Regions from separate parts of the Homo sapiens genome. Here region 1 is linked to region 2. A link is an interaction called in ENCODE POLR2A ChIA-PET data of the cell type or tissue named here. Cell type or tissue: B cell. All regions are shown on one strand. Links, peaks and the distances in the headings refer to the core of each region. The heading gives the core; the rest is flanking DNA. Region 1 has its middle 2.9 kb from the start of TRA-AGC2-2. Region 2 has its middle 3.5 kb from the start of H4C9.

The links. ChIA-PET counts read pairs that join two places held together with the same protein. Peaks named below come from ENCODE experiments on the same cell type or tissue, not always from the same donor. Only the 100,000 strongest peaks of a DNase experiment are listed, where the experiment ranks them.
Region 1: POLR2A ChIA-PET joins it to region 2 with 11 read pairs; 12 of 35 experiments call an interaction of 5 or more read pairs at or near these places.

What each region holds. Positions count from the first base shown.
Region 1 is chr6:28,865,207-28,868,122 of GRCh38, reverse strand. No RefSeq gene overlaps it. Among named protein-coding and RNA genes, the nearest start is that of TRA-AGC2-2, 2.9 kb to the right of the region's middle. RefSeq lists an enhancer at 1,582-2,254. In B cell, for the core only: no CTCF peak of the experiment used is centred there; DNase peaks (open chromatin) are centred at 1,512 and 2,112; H3K4me3 peaks cover 1,925 bases; H3K27ac peaks cover 1,340 bases.
Region 2 is chr6:27,141,308-27,144,223 of GRCh38, reverse strand. It overlaps a transcript of H2BC12 not described here. Among named protein-coding and RNA genes, the nearest start is that of H4C9, 3.5 kb to the right of the region's middle. In B cell, for the core only: no CTCF peak of the experiment used is centred there; a DNase peak (open chromatin) is centred at 1,585; H3K4me3 peaks cover 1,074 bases; H3K27ac peaks cover 845 bases.

The sequences.
Region 1 (2,916 bases), core at 271-2,770, 1.7 Mb before region 2:
GTGAGGACGATCTAGCTGTGACATCTGTCACCCCATAATAATTCCTGGGCCCTTTTCTGGAGACTCTGAAAGCACTCAGCATCTCAGTCTCTGGGGTAAGGCCTGGGGATTCCTGTTTTTATTAACTCCCGCAGGTAAATTTTCACCTTTGGGGACTCCTGCAGTGTTGTCCCAAAAGCACTTATAGGAAGGTCTAGGGCAGAAAAACATCTTTTCCCACCCAGTGCCAGGTTCATGGCTGACACTTCATAATAAAAGATAGATTAACAAGGGAAAAGCAGGCCGGGTGGGGTGGCTCATGCCTGTAATCCCAGCACTTTGGGGGGCTGAAGCTGGTGGATCACCTGAGGTCAGGAGTTTGAGACCAGCCTGGCCAACATGGAGAAACCCCCATTTCCACTAAAAATACGAAATTAGCTGGGCATAGTGGCACACGCCTGTAATCCCAGCTACTCGGGAGGCTGAAGCAGAAGAATCGCTTGAACCCGGGAGGCGGAGGTTGTGGTGAGCCAAGATCGCGCCATTACACTCTAGCCTGGGCAACAAAAGTGAAATTCTGTCTCAACAACAAAAAAAAAAAAAAAAAAAAAGGAAAAGCATACAAATCAAACAAATTTTATTGACACAAGAGCCTTCAAAAATGAAGACCTAAAGAAATAGGAAAATCTGCGTACAGCAGACCCTTGAATAACGTTGTTTCATTCAACATCATTTTGTTATAATGTTGATGAGAAAAAAGTCTATTTCTCCTGGAAGCCACTGTCTGAGTTTCCTCCCACATCCCAAAAATGTGCACATTAGGTTCATTAGCATATCTAGTCTGAGTCTAGCGTCATCAGTCTGAGTGAAAGAGCACGCGAGCATATGTGTGAGTGTGTGTGTGTGTGTATGAGCCCGCCCTGTGATGGAATGGCCACCTGTCCACGGTGGGTTCCCTCCTGACACTATGAGGAGTTGAATTAGGCTTCAGCCACCAAAGACCTTGAACTGGAGTGAGCAGGTTGAAAAATGCATGAATGAATACAAGTTACTGTAAAAGCAAAATTCAGGAAGCATTTCATAATCCTACAAATGCATGACAATAAACGACATGGTGCTAAAACAGCCAGCCGCCATACTGAGAGGTGACAGCTTGCTGGCAGCCCTCACAGCCTTCGCTTGCTCTAGGCGCCTCCTCGGCCTTGGCGCCCACTCTGGCCGCGCTTGAGGAGAACTTCAGCCCGCCGCTGCACTGTGGGAGCCCCTTGCTGGGCTGGCCAAGGCCGGAGCCGGCTCCCTCAGCTTGCAGGGATGTGTGGAGGGAGAAGCGCAGGCGGGAACCGAGGCTGCGCGCGGCGCTTGCGGGCCCAGCGCGAGTTCCGGGTGGGCGTGGGCTCGGCGGGCTCCGCACTCGGAGCGGCCCCCTAATCCGCAAGCCCCGAGCAGTAAGAGGCTTAGCACCTGTGCCAGCAGCTGCTGTTCTCGACTTCTCGCCGGGCCTTAGCTGTCTCCCCGCGGGGTAAGGCTCGGGACCTACAGCCCGCCATGCCTGAGACGCCCCTCCCCGCCATGGGCTCCTGCGCGGCCCGAGCCTCCCCGACGAGCGCCGCCCCCTGCTCCACGGCGCCCAATCCCATCGGCCACCCAACGGCTGAGAAGTGCGGGCGCAAAGCACGGGACTGGCAGGCAGCTCCACCTGCGGCACCGGTGGAAAATCCACTGGGTGAAGCCAGCTGGGCTCCTGAGTCTGGTAGGGACTTGGAGAACGTTTACGTCTACCTAAGGGATTATAAATACACCAATCGGCACTCTGTATCTAGCTCAAGGTTTGTAAACACACCAATCGGCACCCTGTGTCTAGCTCAGGGTTTGTGAATGCACCAATGGACACTCTGTATTTAGCTACTCTGGTGGGGACTTGGAGAACCTTTATGTCTAGCGAAGGGATTGTAAATACACCAATCGGCACTCTGTATCTAGCTCAAGGTTTGTAAACACACCAATCAGCACCCTGTGTCTAGCTCAGGGTTTGTGAATTCACTAATGGACACTCTGTATCTAGCTACTCTGGTGGGGACTTGGAGAACTTTTGTGTCTAGCTCAGGGATTGTAAACGCGCCAATGAGCACTCTGTGAAGATGGACCAATCAGCTCTCTGTAAAACAGACCAGTCAGTTCTCTGTAAAATGGACCAATCAGCAGGATGTGGGTGGGGCCAGACAAGATAATAAAAGCAGGCTGCCGGAACCAACTGCGACAACGTGTTCGGGCTTTTTCCCACGGTGCGGAAGTGATTTTTCGCTCTCTGCGATGGATCTTGATTGTTCTTTGGGTTTACACTACGTTTATGAGCTGTAATTTGTTGATGGTCTGCAGCTTATCTTTTGAAGTTAGGAAAAACATGAATTCTCGGGCAAGAACAAACAACTCCGGAGGCGCCGCCTTAGAAGATGTAACACTGACTGCCAAGGTTTGCAGTTTCACTCCTGAGCCAGTAGAAGACCAAACCACCAGAAGGAAGAAACTCTATAACACATCCGAACGTCAGAGGGAATGAACTCTGGCTACACCGCATCTAACGATTGTAACACTCATCCGGAGGACTTGTGGCTTTCTTGAAATCAGTGAGATCAAGAACCCGCCAATTCCGGACACAATGTTTTACGAATTGTGTGTTAGTAGGAGTTGCTCCTTACAACTGCTATTTCACAAACATTTATTCCTTGATATAACCTGCCACCACTAGAATTGCAGTCACTGATTCACCAAAAATAAATCAATCATGTCGTTTTTGCTGATCTTAACTTGAGGTGCAGCTCATATTTTTTTCAATATTTAGTGTTAGAAGTGTTTGGAGTCCTTATTTAGAAATTTGGTGTTTTTGTGATCAGACATTTGCCAAGAAAATTAACTCTTAAATCAATTAGTCTAGTCTAT
Region 2 (2,916 bases), core at 142-2,641:
TCCTAAAGTGCTAGGATTACAGGTGTGAGCCACCACGCCCGGCTGATAGCACAGAATTTAACAGCTTGAAGGAATCAAAAAGTTCAGATCACTGTTATTTTACAAATAGCTAAATGGATGCAAAGCTTACTTTGCTCAAATCATTAGACTCAGAACAAGATTCCATTATGCTCTTGTTTGTTTCCATTATACCATATATCTCTTTGTCATCTATTTTCTCATTAGCCACGTGTATTAATTTGACTTAATTTGGAGCAAAAATAGGGCTCTTTTAACTTATTTATTTGTATATTTCATAATCTCTTTTAAATTGTTAAAAAGTTGAATGTGCTAAATTGTCTCCTGTCTCATAAATTTTTTTTTTTTTTTTTTTTTTTAAAGAGTAGTTCAGTGCTTTGCAATAATTGCTGTGTGATTCTGGACCACAGCAATTCAATCTAGCAATTGTTACAGCCTGCTGAAGAACGCTTGCACAGAATAATTGCCTGCTTCAGATTCTCCCATCCTTTGGGAAACTGAGAGTAGCTCTGGGATTGAAAAGTGGAGGTTTATTTAACTGTGGTTAGGGACTTGGCAATCATATGTTTGGTCTCTGCTGTTATCTAGTATCTTTAAGTCTAGAAGTTGGAAGTAAAGAGGTCAGTGGACCTAAGAAAATGGCATGGCTTTCTACCCTAGATGAGCTGGAAAAACTTAGTAATTCTTCAAGTGCTTAATACAAAGGAGCAAATCTCACAACTCAATGCCTATGAATTGTAATATATCATGTCACTACTTTCTTGATATTACCTGAGGTATAAGTACAGTTGGGAGAAGACCTTATCTCTATCTTCAGGAATATAAGTGAAGGAAAGGAAATTTTTTTCTTTTTTTTGAGACAGTCTTACTCTGTCGCCAAGGCTGGAGTGCAGTGGCACTGTGTCAGCTCACTGCAACCTCTGTCTCCTTTGTTCAAGCAATTATCCTGCCTCAGCCTCCTGAGTAGCTGGGATTACAGGTGCCCACCACCATGCCTGGCTAGTTTTTATATTTTTAGTAGAGATGGGATTTCACCATGTTGGCCAGGCTGGTCCTGAACTCCTGACTTAAGGTGATCCACCTGCCTTGGCCTCCCAAAGTGCTGGCGTGAACCGGGCCAGTGAGCCACCGCACTGGGCCTGGGAAATTTGTTCATTTGCTTTATCCTACTTTCTCATTCTTTATTGAACTAGGATTTTTTTGTCTTTATTGTATGTGTCTGAAAGCCAGTTTGTTACTCTTAAGACACTACTCAAATAGAAATATAATGTGGCCACGTGCGATGGCTCATGCCTGTAATCCCAGCACTTTGGGAGGCCGAGGTGGGTGGATCACAAGATCAGGAGTTTGAGACCTGCCTGGCCAGTATGGTGAAACCCCGTCTCTGCTAAAAATACAAAAATTAGTTGGGCATGGTTTCACATGAGTGTAGTCCCAGCTGCTTGGGAGGCTGAGGCAGGAGAATGGCTTGAACCCGGGAGGCTGAGGTTGCAGTGAGCCAAAATTGTGCCACTGCACTCGAACCTGGGCGACAGAGCGAGACTGTCTCAAAAAAAAAAAAAAAAAAAAGGAGGGGGGGAATGTAATACGTCATACATGTACTTATCTTTCCAGTAACCATTTTTAAAAGTTAAAAAAAATTGTCTGGGCACAGTGGCTCAAGCCTGTAATCCCGGCACTTTGGGAGGCCGAGGCAGGCGGATGACCTGAGGTCAGGAGTTCAAGACCAGCCTGGCCAACATGTCTCTACTTAAAATACAAAAAAATTAGCCTGGCGTGGTAGTACGCACCTGTAATCCCAGCTACTTGGGAGGCGGAGGCAGGAGAATTGCTTGAACCCGGGAGGCGGAGGTTGCAGTGAGCCGAGATCACACCATTGTACTCCAGCCTGGGGGACGAAAGCGAGAGTTCGTCTCCAAAAAAAAAGTTAAAAAAGTTAATTTTAATAGTGTATCCTATTTGACAGAATATATCAAAAATATAGTTTCAGCATATAGTCAATACAGAATGTATTAAATATCTTGTATTCTTTTTTCATTTCAAATCTTCAAAATCTGGTGTGTATTTTACACTTTTATGGTATATCAAAATAAATTTTCGTGGGGAATTCTTGATCTGTAATTAGAATAAGATGATTCTGATTCATGTCCCTAAGGTGTTCCAAGTATACTTGAATGCTATCTAATTGAATCCAGCACCAGTTTTTAAAAGTAAACTAATTAAGATATAATTAAACACTTACTCCCTCAGTCACATGCCACATTGTAAGTGCTCAAACTCCATGCATGGCTAGTGCTATACCATAAGACACTCAATGAGCAGAACTTGACCTAAAACCCACTAGGGCACTATGCAAAGGATTACAATTCCTTCTGGCATCACCACCTACTACGGTTTTTCCTAAGGGAGTGTTTAATCCATTGGGCTTGGAACATGAAAAATGACAGGGAAGGACGTGTTACATTGCTGCAGATTTAACAATAACATAACTATATAGACACAAAATAAAAACGACTTTCTCAGGCCCACAAACTGACACATGAAAATAATTCATTCCAATTGGGATTAAGTGACAAGCAGGTTTTGCATCTGTCCTGACACATTTCCCCAAATTCTTCATTATAGGACTAGCACCACTACTACTCTCTGTGATGGCTTATCTATCTACTAAGAGAGTGTGATTAAGAATATTACAGGTTTGAGTGAGTGTATGTTCGGGGCAATTTGAATCTATGCTCCTGGAATAATAAAAATTAAAGAAAGACAAGTTTGGGTCATAAAATCTAACATTTGTGAATTGGTTATTTGATTTGGCCTCTTTTGCCATTTTAAAATAAGAGTAATAAAATCTATCTCACAAGAATATGAGATACGAGATAATCCATGTAAAGCACTTAA